Regions from separate parts of the Mus musculus genome. Here region 1 is linked to region 2. The links are chromatin loops, found by intact Hi-C in ENCODE. Cell type or tissue: left cerebral cortex. All regions are shown on one strand. Links, peaks and the distances in the headings refer to the core of each region. The heading gives the core; the rest is flanking DNA. Region 1 overlaps Cmip (c-Maf inducing protein). Region 2 overlaps Cmip (c-Maf inducing protein).

What was found. Hi-C counts contacts between places; a loop is a spot of excess contacts. Peaks named below come from ENCODE experiments on the same cell type or tissue, not always from the same donor. Only the 100,000 strongest peaks of a DNase experiment are listed, where the experiment ranks them.
Region 1: it touches region 2 in a loop (1.9-fold over the local background); 5 of 42 quality-filtered maps call a loop at or near these places.

Annotation. Positions count from the first base shown.
Region 1 is chr8:117,284,859-117,293,882 of GRCm38, reverse strand. All of the region lies in intron 1 of Cmip (c-Maf inducing protein), which reads right to left. Among named protein-coding and RNA genes, the nearest start is that of Gm51554, 26 kb to the left of the region's middle. In left cerebral cortex, for the core only: a CTCF peak has its summit at 3,918 (motif pointing left); DNase peaks (open chromatin) are centred at 4,317, 4,668, 5,077, 8,605 and 1 more place.
Region 2 is chr8:117,339,944-117,348,967 of GRCm38, reverse strand. The region is part of intron 1 of Cmip (c-Maf inducing protein); the gene reads right to left. Among named protein-coding and RNA genes, the nearest start is that of Gm51554, 29 kb to the right of the region's middle. In left cerebral cortex, for the core only: no CTCF peak of the experiment used is centred there; a DNase peak (open chromatin) is centred at 3,861.

The sequences.
Region 1 (9,024 bases), core at 697-8,696, 55 kb after region 2:
AATAGGCCTACCAGGCATACACATGGGCAGAGTCCCCCTAGGATCACAAAGTCTGCGGAAAGCATCCTTAGCTAGATCCACGAAGTGCAGGAGCTCCAACAAGGAAGGGGGGGCAAATGACCAGGATCTGCTTCTGGGTCCTAGGCTTTGGGACAGGAAGAAATGCAAGAGCAAGCCAGCCATGAGTTTATCGGAAACCATCCAGGCTGGTCTGACTGTGCGGTGCAGGTTGGCTGTGGTCACGTTAAGGAGGGAGACTTTGTAAGCACACAGATATTCCCTTCTTTTAAACTCCCTTGAACACGTTCCTCTCGTACTGTGCTGGCAACTAAATAAAGGGTAGGGAATTGAGAATTGTCGTGTACAGGGCTTTGGAGCTGACATGGGCCTTTCTCATAGGTAATCTTACTTGATCCTCACGAGAGGGAGGCAGAGCAGGGAGGGTGGCCCCTAATTTTCCTCCAAGAAGAAAAGTGCGTGGCTCAGGATGCCTAGCAGTCACAAAGTGCTGAGCCCCATTCCCAACTACGGCGTCCACGAGGCGTGCTAGCACACGTTTGTAGCATCAGCACTTTGGCGGGCGGACACAAGAGGATCATCAAGAGGGACCTCAGGGTCAGTCTGGGTTCCAGAGACAGTTCAAGGCCAGCCTGGTCTACATGAGACCCTGTTCAAGGCTGACCTTAAACTCCTGATCCCCCTGACAGACACACCTACCTGGTGTCGCACAGGAAAGCGCTATCACGCTCAGTTTCCGAGACACTGAGAATTGAGGTCAGAACATCCTACATCCCCAGCAAACGCTCTAAGCATCTCCATCCTCAGCCCCGCATCAGCGGCTCTGACTTTGTCTCTGCAGCCATGGAGGCTGCTGCTCCGCTGTAAAGGCCCCTGTGGGGGCTGGGATACTATCTCCTCTCCTCTCTGGTCCATTTCAACCCCTGCCCTGGGGATCCATGAAGATGATGCTGCCTGCTGATGTGGGGGCTTCTGGAGTCTGACAGTCTCGTCAGGGGCTCAGGCAGCTTGGTAGCGTCTACTGGAACATATGAAAGCCCCAGACCTGGAACCAGATGGACCTTAACTTCATGGTCCATGACCCTAAACTCCACACCGCCTGACTGGAATCCAGACGGGGTAGAGTCCCAAAAATATATACACTGTTCTATTACAGATTATATTTATATTATATATAAAATTCTCCACTCCGGTGAAGCTCCCATCCTACCACGAAGTCCTACAAGATAAGCAGGAGAGTAAGGGCCCACTGTCGGTTTCACCAAAGCAAGGGAAACTGAGGCCCACCTCAGAGGGCATCGGCTTGTCATCCTCCTAACAGTCCCAGAAAACCAGCATTGCCCAGACGTGGTGGAGGCTGGTGGAGGCTACAAAGGTCCCTGGTCAGGATGAGAGACAAATTGCAGTAACCATGGCAACGCCACACTCCCTCGGTGCAGCCTAATCCCAAGTCGTTTACATATCTGGTCTCCTGGGCCTTCCTGGATAAAAAAGGATCCAGGACCACTGTAGCAGCACCGATTCCACTTCAGAGAGTGGAGAACTGGTCACATGGGTAGGGTAGAAGGAGAAGAACAGAAACTCAGACTCCTTCCTGAACTCTTGGCAAGTACAATCAACTGCTTCTCAGCATTAGTGTGAAGCCAGAATGGACAACAATCATGATAGAATATCCTCCAGTTTATTTAAATATTATTAATATTATCACAAGGCTAGAGTCAGTCCATCAAAAGTAGCAACAGGCCTGAGGAGATGGCTCGTGGGCGCTGACGGTGTAGGCATGAGAAACCAGGTTCAAATCCCCAGTCCCCATACAAAAAGCTAGGCATGAGATCACAGGCCTAGGATCTCGATGCTGGGGAGGAAGAAAGACTCCCTCAGGCTCACTGGCTAATCTGTCTACCTGAACTGGGAAGTTCTAGGTTGAGTAAGAGACCCTGTTTGAAACAGTGAGGTACACAGCAAAGGAGAAAGATATCAGAGGCTGGCCTCTGGTACATGAGAGAGTGCATGCACGCACACATGTGTGGGGAAAAAAAAATCACATGACTTACAGGGTACCCCCCCTCCCCAACAGTGCCTCCTGAACAGAACCAAACCAAACCATACACAACAGACAGTAATTCCGTGCAGGCTGCCCGGTGTGGTCGAGGCTATCTCACCGTACCAAGTAAAACACTGAGGGATGCAGGCTGCGTCCTAAAGCTGCCCTGAGGCCTGTCCCATGTCAGGCACCAAACCAAACACTTCCAATGACTCCCTCCTTTGACACTCACAGGGACCCCTTGAAAGTTCACACATAAGTGAACCTGGGACTCTGAGAAGCAAGGGGCAAGTTCAAAGCCACAGAGCTACCAGAACTCAGCCTGCTGGGATCCCAGTTTCCAGGCCCTGGGGCTGCGGCTCTGGCATCCTCTTCAGAGAGGGAGGAGCTGCCTGGAAACCCAGAAGGACAAGCTACCCAGCCTGCCCATTCCCGCCACACAGGCTCCCTGAGCCCACCACAGGTCCGGAACCCCTCACTTCAAAGTGATTCACCGGGCAGGGCTGTGTGGTTGGGGCTGAGGCCTTGGGCAGTGCTGTCTGTCGCAGGGCAGTTCTTGTCCCTGACCACCCAGGTTTGAACTGGGTTCTCCCAGGACCTCAGGAATTCTGGTGCCAGTTTGTGGAGGCTGTCTGGTTGAGGCCACCTCGTTTGTAGGAGCTTGCCATTTCTAAGGAAGTTATATCTTAGTTCCCTGACAGTTCAGAGAGGGTCTGTGGGGATGAGGGTGGCTAGAGTCAGCCCCTGACCCTCACTATTCACTAATCTCATTCTCACCTATTCACAGCCATACCAGGGCCCACTCTCGGGACCACAGACCCTGATCCAGCAGACCAGAAAGTTCTCTCTGCCTCTCCAAGGACTGATGTCCAAAGGAATATCACCACCTCAGATGCCTCTGCCCCAAATCCCACACTCTGAGTGTAGTGTGTCCCCTGTCCTGCTCAGGGCCCAGCATCTCTGAACCCCAGGAGTCTGAGGATATTGAAATGTGTGATGCCTGAGGTCAGAGCTCACTGATGTGAGCCCAGCTGAGGGAAGATGGCCAAGAACAACTCGCTCATTTGCTTCATTTCCAGACTCCGCTGCTGCTGCTGGAGCCGGGCTTCCAAACCAAGTTGGCTTTGGCCAGGACCTCTGCAGCTGCGGCGGCCACAAGGCGCATCTGGATTCGCTTAGGGAGTTAAACACCATAAAGTTCTCTTAAGAAATTAGTTCCTGGGGATCCTGTGTCTCTCTGGGGATTGGGTGAGGGGCTGACCTGGGCCAAGGACACCCAGAAACTGTCTGCCTGGGGAAAAGGCACTTTGTGATCTACTTGAAGAATCAGCGTGCCCCATTCAAGATGGCTTGGGAGGACGGCCAGGCAAGGGCAATGCACAGGGAAGGCACTTCCTAACTGCTCTGAGTGACAGCACCCAAGGACAAATGAATGGCCTCAATTAATCTGTCTGCTGAATGGGGACACATCACGGGAGGACCTGGCAGGGCGTGTGCACACCTGCATTCTCATTTACTTTGCTAGTGACACCTGGTAACTGCACACAGGAATGAGGTATAATGTGATTGACACATGCATGCATTATGTCACAGGCAAATAAAAAGCCCTCCCTCGGGCTGGGGAGATGGCTCGCTCAGTGGATACTCGTTACAAAGGCATGAGGCCGAGAGTTCAAGCTCCAGAACCCACATTAATAAAATACATTTTTTAAAAAAGGCACAGGATGGAGAGATGGCTCAGCGGGTAAGAGCACTGACTGCTCTTCCAAAGGTCCTGAGTTCAAATCCCAGCAACCACATGGTGGTTCACAACCACCCATAATGAGATCTGACGCCCTCTTCTGGTGCATCTGAAGACAGCTACTGTGTGCTTATGTATAATAATAAATACATCTTTGGGCCAGAGCGAGCAGGGACTGGAGTGAGCGGCGCCGACCGGAGCAAGCGGGGTCGAACAGAGCGAGCAGAGGTCCTAAATTCAATTCCCAACAACCACATGAAGGCTCACAACCATCTGTACAGCTACAGTGTACTCATATACATAAAATAAATAAATCTTAAAAAGAAAAAAGAAAAAAGTCAGGCATAGCATTATGGTCTAGTAGTCCTGATGCTGGGGAGGCAGATGCTCACTGTCTCTGGCTTGCCCAGCCCACTTGGGGAGTTCCAAGCCAATGAGAGACTCTGTCTGTGAAGAACAAGAAAGGAGGTTGTCCTTTGGCCTCCTCCTCCTCCACCACACACACACACACACACACACACACACACACACACACTTCACCTCCCATTCTCTCTCTTGAAGTCCCCTTATTCCAAACCTCACAGCTAGTCAGCCCCAAGAAACCGCACATCTGAGGAAGAACAGTAACAAAAAGCCCCTCCCTCACCAGCCCTCTATGCTGAACACAGGCAGACAAGAGCCTAAAGTGATGGCCAGGACCCAGACCTTCCCAAGCCCCTCTGAGCCAGCCAGGCACACAGGCAACCTCCCAGCTCTGAAGAGTAGATCTGGGAGTCACAATCACCAGCCACCTACACAAACTCAGAATCAGCGGCTGAAACAGCTCCAGGAGGAGGCAAAACCCAGAGAGATTTGTGGAACCCACAGTGCGGTCCCACGGATCAGTCACGGATGGGTGAGTCACTAGCCACGCCTCTTGCCTCCACTCCACCATCCACTTTGGGGGATAAATGGAGTGCGCATTTCAGGGCCCGGGAAGTAGATTTTCCCAGCATGTACTGCGTTCTCTCTTCCATTTCTAGCACTACTCAAGAGGGTACAAAGTATCACCAACGTGATACTTTGCACGTGCCTGTAATTGCAACACTGTAGAAGCTGAGGCAGGAGGATGCTACATCCAAGTTCAAGGCCAACCTGGGCTATAGAGACCAACTCTGTCTCAAAGAGGAAAAAAAAAAACACCATATTAAAAAAATAAAAAATAAAATAAAGATCTCGGAAGCTGGAGAGGTGACTCAGTGGTTAAGAGAAGTGGCTGCTTTTCCAGAGGACCCAAGTTCAATTCTCGACACCCACATGACAGCTCACAACCGTCTGTAACTCCAGCTCCAGGGATCCAATACCCTCACACAGACATACACACAGGCAAAACACCAATCGTGCATTTAAAATAAACGTTTTTAAAAGTCTCTTTCATCCTCTGCAACTCGCCTGTGTCAAGAGCGTCCACATGGCTAAAGGCAAGTAGCTTACTGTTCTCAACAAAGCATATCTAAGAGTACAGTAAACGTGCCCACCTTATTCCCACTGGCTAGGTCTCAAAAGAGCAAAATAAACCAGTATGGGCCCCCACCCAGTCTTGAGGGACTAACAGGAAGCTGGAGACACAGAAATCACCTCAGCTCTTCAACACCCAGTACCCCCCCAGGCTGCACCCCCACTTTGGCCTATGGGCTCAAGGAGCTAGCTATCCAGCAGCAACGGCTGCATTGTCACCAAGGGGCTGATGCATTTCAGTGGCCAACACTACTGACCACCCACTTCCTGCAGCTTAGTCTAAGCATTGCAAACTTAGCGAACAACGGACCATTTGCACAGGAGGACTAAGGCAGACCACCAGGTCACCGCCCTTTCTCTTCAGTCACCCTGACTTGACAGGCATAGAACATACTTCATTCGGGCTTGCTTGATGACCTTCAAGAAGGAAGTGGTTTATTAAACCCCGCTGCCAGGCAGGAAGAGGACAGTCAGTGGCTCGACCAGAGTGACGTCAGACTAAAAGGCAAGACTCCTCATCTCGGGGGAGGCCTAGGATCAGGGTTTGTCAGCTACTGGGTGACTTTGTGACTTTGGTGTGCAACTCAAGTGGGGAACTGTTGCTGTTGGAAGCCACCAAGAAAGTCTGGGGCTGAAAACAAACAGGTCTTCTGGCTACAAGGAGGTATGTGCGGAGGAAGAGGGTGACAGCAACATGTCCTAGGAAAGCCACGCGAACAGGGAACGGGAAAGCAAGAGTCACCCTAGATGGCCGAAGAAAGAACTCTGGAGTCTTCTAGCCCTTTCTAGAGACTCCTTCGCACAGAACCTCACCAATATTTCCAATGTCTGCATCACTTGCCCATCTACCGAGATACCATCAGGGCTTTTAATCCACAGACCACAACAGAGATCTAGAGCATACCATCACCATCTGTTCCCATGGTCCAAGGAAGAGGGAGTCGGCTTCCCCCTTAGTTTCCAACCAGGGACCCTCTCTCCATCAGAGACAAGATGGAGTTCAACTCACAATTCAGTCCATGCAGGGGGTGGGGGTTAAGATAACGGGTAGCCGTAGCAAACAGAGCCCAATACTTAGGTCCAAACCAGGGCTTTCTGGGTGTCCCCAAGAAGCCAACACAGGCAGCAGCTGCTTCCTGGTGTCCCCTGAACTGGTCCTGAGGCCAGCCAACAAAACCAAAGCCAATTTTGCCAGAACTTGACCAGGAGAAAAACAGTTGAGAGGTCCTGGGGAAAATTAGCCTGTTGGTGAGCCCCAGGGTACCCTGGAATCAGGGTTGAAGAAGGTGAAAGCCTGACATACCTTGTCAACTCACTGACTTGAGGCACGGGGTGTCTGCTCTGGCTGCCATAAAACCCCATGGCTAGCAGAAGACTCAACATACAGTAGCTGCTCAACAAATATCAACTGGTTGATTCTCCTCGCAATGGCTAAATACAGAACAGCGATACCGGTAGGGACCAGACACAATACCTTACGCGGAATTCGGGATGTCATTGGTTTAAGGAGAGAGAACTGGGTAGAAAGAGGCATGCCAAGGATTCTATCTACTCCCTTCAAGTTTGCATCAGGATCTCCATTCACGGGACAAGCTGGACAAATCTAGAAGCCATTTGTAAGGCACTGTGTCCAGTCAATAACAAAAGCCATAGTGACACACTCACCCCACCCCACCCCACCCCCGCCACCACCTCCAGAGACCAGTGATTTCGAGGATGGTCCCCAGCCTATACGTGTGGGGTCTTAAAAGACCTTAGACTACCTAGCCCAGGCCCAGTTCATGCACCAAACCTCCAGCCACTCTCCTCTTCTAGTCCCCTCCCATCACATCAGCCTGGCATTCCTGGGAAAGACCAGCAAAATCCTGACCAGGAATCCATGATGCGTCTCACCAGCAGAGAAGCAAGAATCCCAGCACAGTGAGAAACTGAGTGAGGCTACCCTCCCTCCACTGCTTGTAAACCCGACATCTTTCTAGTGTCGTACCAGAAAATGCACAGGGAAAGGACATATCCCAATCCCCTCGCACAGCAATCTTAACGGATTCAGGTTTCACTTTATTAGACTATAATCCCATACTAGACATCTGCAGAGCCACTCAATAATCTCACTTATCAAAAGAGAGGAAGGGGCCAGACTGGAGAGACAGCACAGTGTGTAAGAGTGAGTACTGCTCTTGCAGAGGACGCCAGTTTGGTTCTTTGCACTCATACTGGGTAGAATGCTTGAACTCTGGCTCCAAGGTATCTGATACCCTTTTGAACTCACGGGCATCCATACTCACGACCATACATACCCATATACACATAATTTAAAAATTAGGCAGGGAGAGGTGGTGCGGCAGTTAAGAGCAGCTACTGCTGTCCCAGAGGACCGAGGTCTGGTTCCCAGCACCCACACCAGGCAGCTCACAATCCTCTGTAACTCGAGCTCTGGGGAATCTGCCATCCTCTTCTGGCCTCCGTGGGCACTGCACAGATGTGGTGCACATACACAGATACAAGCAAAATACCATATATGTACAATAAAAACAAATAAACCTTTTTTAAAAAATAAATACTTTGAAAGAGGGAAACAAGAAAAAAAGATTTAACGGCCCTTTGAGATGTAATTTGATATTATAACAAATTGTATCTATATGGGTAATGCTGAGACAGTTGTGACTCTCCCTTGGGAAGTGTGTATCCATGATCTCGGGTATACTTTCTTTCTGAGCAAGCTTTCTTTCTCTTGACCCTTGTGCTTGAAGTCTAAATTAAACATATTAAAACATCCTTAATAATCGCCAACTCTGCTTCCTACCAGCCTGTCCTGAAGTCCTTTTCTGCATCCAAGGCATAAATCCCACTTTGGCCTGAGGTGAGATCCCTAAAAGATTACGGGAACTCCCCAGACTGCTAGGAGTTGACAGTATGAAGATGCATCTCTGTCCCCCACCAGCGGTGGGATGGTGGGCTTGCTGGAGGCACTGCACCCAGCTTACCTGTAGCTTTATATACTGTTCTGAGTGGCTGGAGAGTTCATTATTCTTAAAAAAGGAAACAGAGAACAAGGTTTATTACCAATCACACCTCAAGGTGGCTCCAGTATACCCAGAGAGAGAGAGAGAAATGAATCAGAACGTGTGGAGGGAGAAAGAGAGTGGGCTCAACCTTCCCACCAAGCTCTCCTCACCTTGGCCCATACTCCTGGATTCGACCAACTGTGCCAACCACGGCAACCCATCCTTGAAGCCACATGTCCCCCAGAAGGGAGGAGAGCCCTCCCCTTCAACGTCATCAAAGCTTCCTCAAGTGGAATGACGTCAGAGAGAGATCCTAAAATGACTCACGCTGAAGCTGGGCCACCCCCAGAAACACAACCACCCACCACAGTGTCCCAGAAACAGACACAGACAGCAGCCATTCCCTCCTCTCCTGAACTGCCTATGGGCAAGGCAGCCTAGTTGGCCTTCTAACACCCAGAAGGGCAGCAGAGAGGGTATGCTGACAGGATCAGGGAACAGATGAGGGGAAGTCCTGAAGAGAAAGTACCCAGATTCCCATGAGAGCCTTCATGGGTAGGCACAGAAGGCTCTGCCTCAAATCACCCAGTGTCTTGCATATGCTAGCACAAGATGAGACAGGTGTCTTAGTGATCACGTGGGAAGCCTGGCACCCTGATTCCAAGATCTTTCAGCAACAGGACTCTGGTCTGAATGTAAGGAGCAACCTCAAAATTCCA
Region 2 (9,024 bases), core at 347-8,346:
CCAGGGTTCTTGCAGCCCCTGCCTGCAGCTCTCTCTCTAGTCAAGTCCTTGCTAACTCACAGGCTGAGCTGTGGAAGCACGAACGAACGGCTCCTCTCCTGGCAACAGCAGTCATGTGACATTGCTGTGGGCAGAGGCCAGGTAGACATTCACTGAATCAATAAGACCCTCAACGCTGTCCCGTCCAGTGCTATCATGGACTCAGAACCAAAGCAGAGACATATAAACAGAGGAAACCACTAACTCCCTACTGCCCTCCCATACAGCAGGGGACAAGGGCACACACATTCTCCCAGGCCTCTAGCCACAAGTACAGGACACCTTCATCTTCTGTTCTCCTCAATGCTGTACACAGCAGCTGTGTGGAAGCTTCCGAGTCACACAAGAGGACATCAAAGCTTGGGCACTGTGCGTGCATGAATGGCTTTAGGTCACACAACAAGCAGCTGGAGCTGGTGGCACCTAACTAAGGTGGAGGGACAGAGCAAAGAGAGCTGACATGGGCGTGTGCTGACACTTGCTTGTGTCCAATGGGGGAGAACAGACACACTGCACACTCATATGCACACCCTTGTAACAGGCGTGTGTGCATGTATACCAACGAGCATGAATGAGCATCTATACATATGGACAAGTGCAGAAACATATAGAATACGTATAGGCACACACACGCACATAAAGGGGGATCCCCACTGACCTTCAAGGGAGCTGGTTGTACCCCAAACCTTGCTAAGCAGTCAAACCATACCCTTGCTCTGCCACCCCACTCCACTCCTTACCCACCAGGTTTAGCTGAGGCTATCCCTGTGGCTGCTGGCCTTTGTCCACAGAAGCAGACAGAAGGTTTCAGCAGGGTCCCTGGGGACCAGTGGGGTACACTTGGAAGTGTCTCTACAGTACCCCTCACACACACCACAGACTCATTCCCACAGGATCCTCTATATAGGGTGGGTCTCCTGGGGATGGGGGTAGGGGTGTCCCATGGCTTGACTGATGCTGGCAAGGAAAAATGGGAGAAGTCAGCTGTCAAATTTCCTAACGGCTCTCCGCCCCACCGGCTCCTGGCCTGGTAATGAAAGGGGGATGAAGAAAGAACAGATGGGAAGGAACACCCACATTGGCAGGGCTGCCATTCTCCAGGGTAAAGGTCCACTGCAGAGAACTCAACCAGCTCTGCAGGGTTAATCATTGCCTTAGGAGGGGCCAACCAATGCTCCACAGGCCCAAGGAATCAGCAACCAGCTTTATGGTCAGGGAGCCAACCCCCTCCAAAAGCCTTGCACTTTAGGGTTTGGATGATGATTAAGTAGTGGCCACATTGTCAATCCCTCTTCCCCAGGGCTGGAGAGATGACTCCAGGGTTAAGAATCCTTCTTCCCTGACCACCCTTCCTACGCTTTTTTGTTTTGTTTTGTTTTTGAGACGGGTAAGCTCTAGCTGACCTTGAACTCACAGAGATCTGCCTGCCTCCGTCATCCCAGTGCTGACAGGCACACAATCTTTTTTTTTTTTGGCTTTTCGAGACAGGGTTTCTCTGTGTAGCCCTGGCTGTTCTGGAACTCACTTTGTAGACCAGGCTGGCCTCGAACTCAGAAATCCGCCTGCCTCTGCCTCCCGAGTGCTGGAATCAAAGGCGTGCGCCACCATGCCCGGCTAACAGGCACCCAATCTTAACCTTGCCCTTTCCCATCCAAGCTGATGGTAAACGGCTAGTGGATAAGCATACAAGCCCAAGCAACGGGCCTGGATCAAATCTCACCGAAGACTGGTAAGCTCAGACACCTGCGGGACCCTTGAGGGCTCATTAAGGTAAGATCTGTTAGGCAAGCATGAGGACCCGAGTTCGAATCTTGCTCCCAGTCGGGTGTGGTAGTGTGCACTTACAATCCAGCACTTGGGGAAAGCAGGAACAGGCACAATCCCTTGGACTTAAAGGCCAGCCAGACTAGCCTACTCAACAAGTTCCAGGACAAAAAAAAAAAAAATCCTAACCTCCTCCTGCATGTACACACAGGTACACTCATACCCACACAACCCCCATGCTCTCTCACTCAAGAATGATGCTGGGGTCATCTCACAATGTCAGGGCTGCAGAAGAGGCTGGCATCAGAGTCACAACACTCAGGTGACAGTGAGGGCACAGCAGAGCTCCAGGTCTGTTCCTTCCTCCCAGGACACCTGGCCTTGATGTACAAGAGGGCCTGGGATCTGAAGGCCCATGTAGATGCTATGTCCCTACGTTCTACAACCTGTCCCTACCTGCCATCCATCCTGGTTTGGTTTCTTGGGCCTCAAATGGACAGACTTGAGGCTTTAGGCCCTGGAGACTACCTCCTTTTTCTTTCTTCTTCTCCTGCTTCAAATGAAGTGCTCCCAAAGCCCAACTTTTTCTTCTTAGAGTGATGCCTAGCCTTGCTATTCTATAAGCTACTGTTTCTGGCCATGGGGACCCTCTCTACCTAGCAAACCAGGGTGCTTAGAGATGGCTCCCAAAGGCCATCAGGCCAGGATTCGGCAGGAGCAGGGGAGGCAGGTGTCTTTCCCTTTCAAGATTTACAGTTCCTGCCACCTCATTTGTACCAAACTGCGTATAGCCCATACTGTCTGCCCCAGAACTGCAATCCAACCACACACCCCTCCCTGTCTCTCCAGATCTTTCCAGAGCTTAGGCCTTACCACACAGTTCTTCCCTGGGCCCAGGAAGCAGTCTACCTACCTGAGCCAGCCATTCTGCATCCTCTCTGCCTCTCGAGGCTCGGCACTGGCCTTGGCCTTCCTTCTACAGTATGAAGGGACAGGTGCCGGACTTGACCCAACCCCACATGACCGTAAGTGCCCCTACCAAACGGGCCTTTGCAGCCTGGTACCAGGTCCGCACTGTAAAGCAGAACTCTGCCACAGTGGGGTGCTTGCGGCCACATGGTGCAATCTGACTGACTTCCAGCAGCTATAGGGAGCTTGGAGCCCTGGAAAGGAGGCTTATGAGTCTGGGCTGCACCTTCGACTTCTGTTTTTCTCTAATTACACGGGCAGACTTATTGTGTGCCCTGCCTCACCATGCCCCATGGTTACAGGACTGGGCAGGGCAGGTGGGTACAGGATTGGCAACAGAACTTGTGCTTGACCACCTACTGACCGTCGTCCTGGATCACTGGGTGGCAGTCACAGTCTCCGTCTCTTTTTGGTCTGAAAACACTCCGAGGGCTGGATGCACAGGGCTTTTATTCCGTTCTGTGCTGTCCTGTCCTGTAAACATCAGCCATAGAAAGGAAGACAGGGACCAGCGAACAACTTGTGACTCAGATACTGTCTCTTCCTCAGCAAGCTCAGGAGCACAACCACCCTTGACCACATCCTCTCGTCCCCTCGCGAAGGGGACAGTGTACCCTGCAACCAACTATCGCCATCTGCACCAGTGTGAGCCAAGCACCCTGTCCTGCGGTCCTCCCCAACCCCAGACACACTACCACCATACCAACACCAGCAGCACCACCGCCGCCACCACCACCAGAGTCACAGAGGAAAATGGAGGGTAAGTCTGCTTTCTCGTCACTCAGAGAACCAGACTTTGGCCCCTTCTTCCTCTTCCCCAGAGCTCTAGCTCCTTGCCTATGGCTTAGTCAATAGAGTCCCCTACAGGAGTTTACAAAATATATGTAAGTTGCAAGGGATGAACGGGGAGTCTTTTATAAACCAAACTGAATGCTTTTCATCCCTGACTGTTGGCTGGGATGTTCCCCCGATGCCTTTACTCACCGTGAGCATCGCCACGTCCCACCCACCCACCCACCCACCCTCCTCGTCCCATTTCCTGCCAATGTAGGTCACGCTGGATTCTCCTGCGTTCCCTAAGTTCTGCCTCCGGTGAGGGTGTGACTCTGTCTGAGACAAATTTAGAAGTTCTCTCACCGGCGTGTAGGGACCCTGTGCACTCTCATTCAACTGACACCCAGACTGTAACCACAACTTGTAAGTCTGTTCAGAGATCTCCTGTCATGTGGGGTTAACAATCATGTCCCTTGTGGGTTCACAAGCAACCTTCACAGAGAAACAATTCCAAGGATAGCAGGGGCATGGTGGTGGTGATGGTGGGGTAAACAGAAACTGATCAGCCAGGTGTATGATAGAGCCCTACCTTCCAACTCTCTGTTTTGCCTGGCTGGAGCCCTGTCCCGTGTTCTCGTCAGACAGGTGAGCCCTCACTGCTTTGCACAATACAGGGATGATGGGTGTGTGAGGTCACACAGTGGGGACCACTGTCTTCCAGGATGAGAGAGGCAAGGAGCTGGGTGGGGAGGCCTCAGACAGGACACAGGAAAAAGAAGGGATTGTTGTCTGTGGCCTGATCCTGCAGAGGTCTAGGAGTGTGCAAGAGGAGGGCTCTTCAGGTGCCAGTAAAACGCTGTCTAAGGAAGGCCTAGGGAGCCAAGGGGCGTTGGTCAGTGTCAGTCGGCATAGAGAATGCAAAGCCTGATGAGTCACACTTGGATTGGCTACCTGGAAAACTCGGGAGTTGGCCTCTGTCTTGCAAAGACTCTGAAGAGTAAAATGCCACATGGAAATTACCCATGCCAGGGATCAGGAGTACAACCTGGGACACACATTCACACATGACACATGTTCACACACACAGACATGTGACACACACATATTTACACATAGCACGCATTCATATATGGCACATAGAAGGCACACATATTCACCACAGCACATGCATACATCATACACATTCATATGTTCCTCCACAAACATTCACCCATACCCCATCTACATACACATTCACACATGAGCATACAAAACCCCTCCACCCACATATTCACAGGCATACACAGAACACCCTACACATCAATATGCAACACACATGTATCAGTGTATACACACCACACCCCTACAAACACAAAACATGCACGTGTTTGTGTGCCTGTATCCACACCCCTAAACATATATACATACATGAGCACTCATGTAAACATGTCCACACCCTCTGTGCATATTCAGTTTGGACGCACATATACAATGTTCCACATTTAAATATAAGTGTATATCGCACACTCCCGTGTGTATTATAAATGTATGTGTGTATACACACGCACACAAATACACAGCTTCATTCACCTGAACTCATGTTTACATGTGAGCAAAGATTCCTTTGCAGAGGCCTGGCAGCCTGTACTGCACCCAGAGCAGAAACAGGGGCTTCCGGGATCCAAGCCATGACAAAGCAGAAGTGGTGTGGGGACACTCACAGCGCCTGGAAATGCTCTGCTCACCAACAAGTAGGGCTCACACGCTCAAGGCACACGCCCAGAGCTCAAGCAGCACCTTGTCATCTCTGAAAGCCCTCACACGCCAGCATCACCTCACACAGCGCTGCAGAGACTCGGCTATAAGAACCCCTCCTTTTCCACGCCTGTGACTTCTCACCCCTGGTGCCACTTAAGAACCAACTTCCTTCTCTCGTGTAAAAGACACTCACACAGATTCAGGAGCCCGTCCTCTGTAAATCCGGATTGATTGTGCCGGGACAGAGCAACCAATGAGTCCAAAGAATACGATGACTGGGTGGGGGCAGCTGACCCTGCCGAGGCCGGTACTTAATTCTACCCAGGACCAATCCAGGGAACCTAGGACTACATGAAAGGAGAAATGGATTCCCTGACTGAGGCTTGTTTACACTGTTCTTGTGCTGGGTGGGTGCGATTTAAAAGCTCCTTAAAGTAGCCGCATTCCGCTAAGATGGGAAGGTGCCTTCCGGTCAGTGTGGGCTATACTAGTGGTAAGAGCCAAGCCTGCTTCCTCTTTAGGAAGAAAGCAGAAGTGGAGATGGAATGTCACTGAGGAGACTCGAGGGGTCACAACAAGGTGGCAGGAGTCAAAATCTCACCCCCACCCCCACCCCACCCCTCCAGGATCTTCACTATGTAGTATGTCCCTCTGGCTGTCCTAGAACTCACTATGTAGACCACACTACCCTTGAACTCTATCTGCCTCTGCCCCCCAGGGGCCAGGATTAAAGATGGGTGTGTACTCCCAACACCCAGGGGGTCAATTGCATAAACAATGAGTCAAGGTTACTTATTTCCTGAGACAGAAAGTAAAACAGGAACCTGTCTTTCTCAAAGAGAAGGTGGCCCACCTAGATCCAGATGGAGGTTTCAGACAGCGGATTATTTTATACTCACCTCAACTCTAGGTGGAGAAACTGAGACACTGAGGGAGTGACTGGTTCATCCGAGCTCAAGGTCAGACACTCACCCCAAGATTCTGACCTCTGCCTCAGCACGTCCAGTCCCACTGCCTCACCGCAATGAGGTACCCCACACATGATTCACAGAATCTAGGAGGCCAGGGGCAGAGTTCTGGGAAGCCCTGAACATCAACGTGATGTCCTGGAGAGAGGCCTATGTTAACTGTTTCTGGGTGTTCTCATGGGAAGCCCCTGAAGAGGGATCTCTGCCGGTCATCTGACATTTGGATGTCACCAGGGTGGAGGTGACACTGTTCTGTTCAGGGAAAGGATGGCCACAGAACCAGGCATGGGCACCTATGTCCGCTTGGAGTGCCACTAGGCAGAGGTTAGACAAATGCCTACGGAAGGGCAGATGCCCTAAGCCAGGCATGGAGAACTCACAAGTCCAAGACTATGACATGAGTACCCCACCCCGGCAATAAGGGAATGAATTTAAAAAATAACCATTTATTTAAAAAATAACCATTTAAAAAATTTAAAAAATAGCCATTTAAAAAATAACAAGGACAAATTTAAAAATAAAAATTAAAAAATAACCATTTAAAAAATTTTAAAAATAACCATTTAAAAAATAACAAGGACAAGGAGGAAGGATGCAGAGGTCGGCCTGTTAGCCTCCACACACATGTGCTGCTCATATGCACGTGAGTGTGTATGTGTGCGCACACACAAAACACACACACGCACAGCAAAATAACCCCAAAAGTTCCAAGATAAGAAATATCTGAGGTTTGAGGGAGCATGGGCCAGGACATTGAGGGGGACAGAATCCCTCAGCAGGTGGACTTGTTGGTCAAGGCATCTTGACCACATATGAAGGCTGGTGTCTTAATCACTTAGCTGTCATGGTGGTCAACTACTTGGCTCTCATTCTGTTTCTTCATTTGGACAGAGAGGGCAAGCATTTGGCAAGCTGAGGAGTTGTACGGCGGGGTTTTGCGGGGGGGGGGGGGGGGGGGGCGGCTCAAGGTTACTCTGCACGGTGGTTTGAAAGAGAATGCCCCTCCCCACAAAGGCCCATACATTTGAATGCTTGGTCCCCAGGGAAAGGAATTGTTTGGAAAGGATAGAAAATGTGGCTTCGTTCTAGATGTCTCCCCAAGGTATGGGTTTTAAGGTCTATGAGGCCCTGGTCATTCCCAGTTAGCATCTTTCTCTCTGCCTCATGTTTGTACATTAGGGATGTAAACTACTGCCCCAGCCCCACGCCTACCTGCCTGCTAATGACATGTTCATCACCACTGTGATCACGGACGGACTCACTCTCTTGAAACTGTAAGCCCTCAATAAATTTTTTTCCTTCTATCCATCAGGAGCCTTGGTAATACTGTCTTATCACAGCAATACAAAAGTAAGACTCTCTGGAGATCAGAGAACTGTTTTCAGCCTATTCACTGACATCTGTAACCATCCTTACACACTATGATGAATAATGTCAGTCAGACCCACTTCTAGTCTGGGTTACCTGGGGTGAGACATCCCACCCTGAATGCGGGCAGCATGTTAATCCAGATTAAGCTCAAGCATCCACTGGAAGAAATCGAGAATCACCGGGGAGATGAGCCTGTAGGCATGCGTGTATAGGGCCATCCTTATTTGGCTGAGGTGACATCACCCAACCTCCGTGGCACCATTCCCTGGGCTGGGACCCTGGGCTGTTTACAGATAATAAGCTGAACATCAACTTTCACCTCTCTGCTTCCTGACCTGGAAGGCAGAGTGACCACGTCCCTGCCGCTACAACTCCCAAGGACAGCAACCTTGAACCATGGGCCAAAATAAACTCATCGCTTTGGTAAGAGTGCTTTATCACAGAAACAGAAAAATAATGAAGGCACGGTTCCATGAGCCTTAATTCATCCTGGTCTGAACAGAGAGGAGAAAGCAGCCGCTCCCGGCTGCAGACGGCAACGTGGATCTCTGCCTCGATTTCCCTACCCTGACAGACTGTCCCACCCCCGCCCCACCCCACCCCCTCACCCCGCAGAACATAAACCAAAACAAACCCTCTGTAAGTTGCTTCTGATCAGGTATTTGTCCACAAGAAGGTCAATCATAGATGTACCAATAGGTGGCGGCTTCTGACTCCATGCAGACTCTGCGCTTAGAGCCAAGGATGGATTCATGTGGTTCCAGACCTTGAACTCAAGAGGCAGGGAACTAAGACACTTAACAAATGAAATCTACCCACTGGGGCAACTGCTTATCCTGCGGCCCAAGCACTGGTGACAGCTCTCACTGGTTCCCCTCAAAGTTGGCCACAAAACTCAGGAGGGGAGAGAGAGAGAGGGTGCGGTTCGAATGAGGAAAGCAGATGCAGAGGTCAGCAGTCAGCGTTAGCAAGAACAGCTTGCTGCTCCAGATTGCAGAAGTTCATTCGTGTGAGAAACAGTGGAGGGGGTGGGGGAGGGGCCCAGCACCCAGGTGATGTAGCAAGAGGAGGGGGCGGGGCAGGGCGGGGCAGGGCGGGGCACAGTCTCACCCAGGGCCATCCCTGCCCTGAGGTCTTATATCAGAATTAAAAAAAAAAAAAAAAAAAAAAAAAAAAAGGTTTCCCAAAAGCAAGAAGACCCGCTATACCATTCCTGAGCAAGCAAACCATCTTTTTTGATTCTCTTGCATGTCTAATAATGACTTAACAAACTCGATTTCCAAAACAACTCCAGAGACCAACAAGCCTTCCCCAAGGGCCCTGCAAACACCATCACCAATCCCAATGTTAACAGTTGGTAAAGCTGTACCATAGGGTACAGACTCTGCTGGGCTTGAGGAAA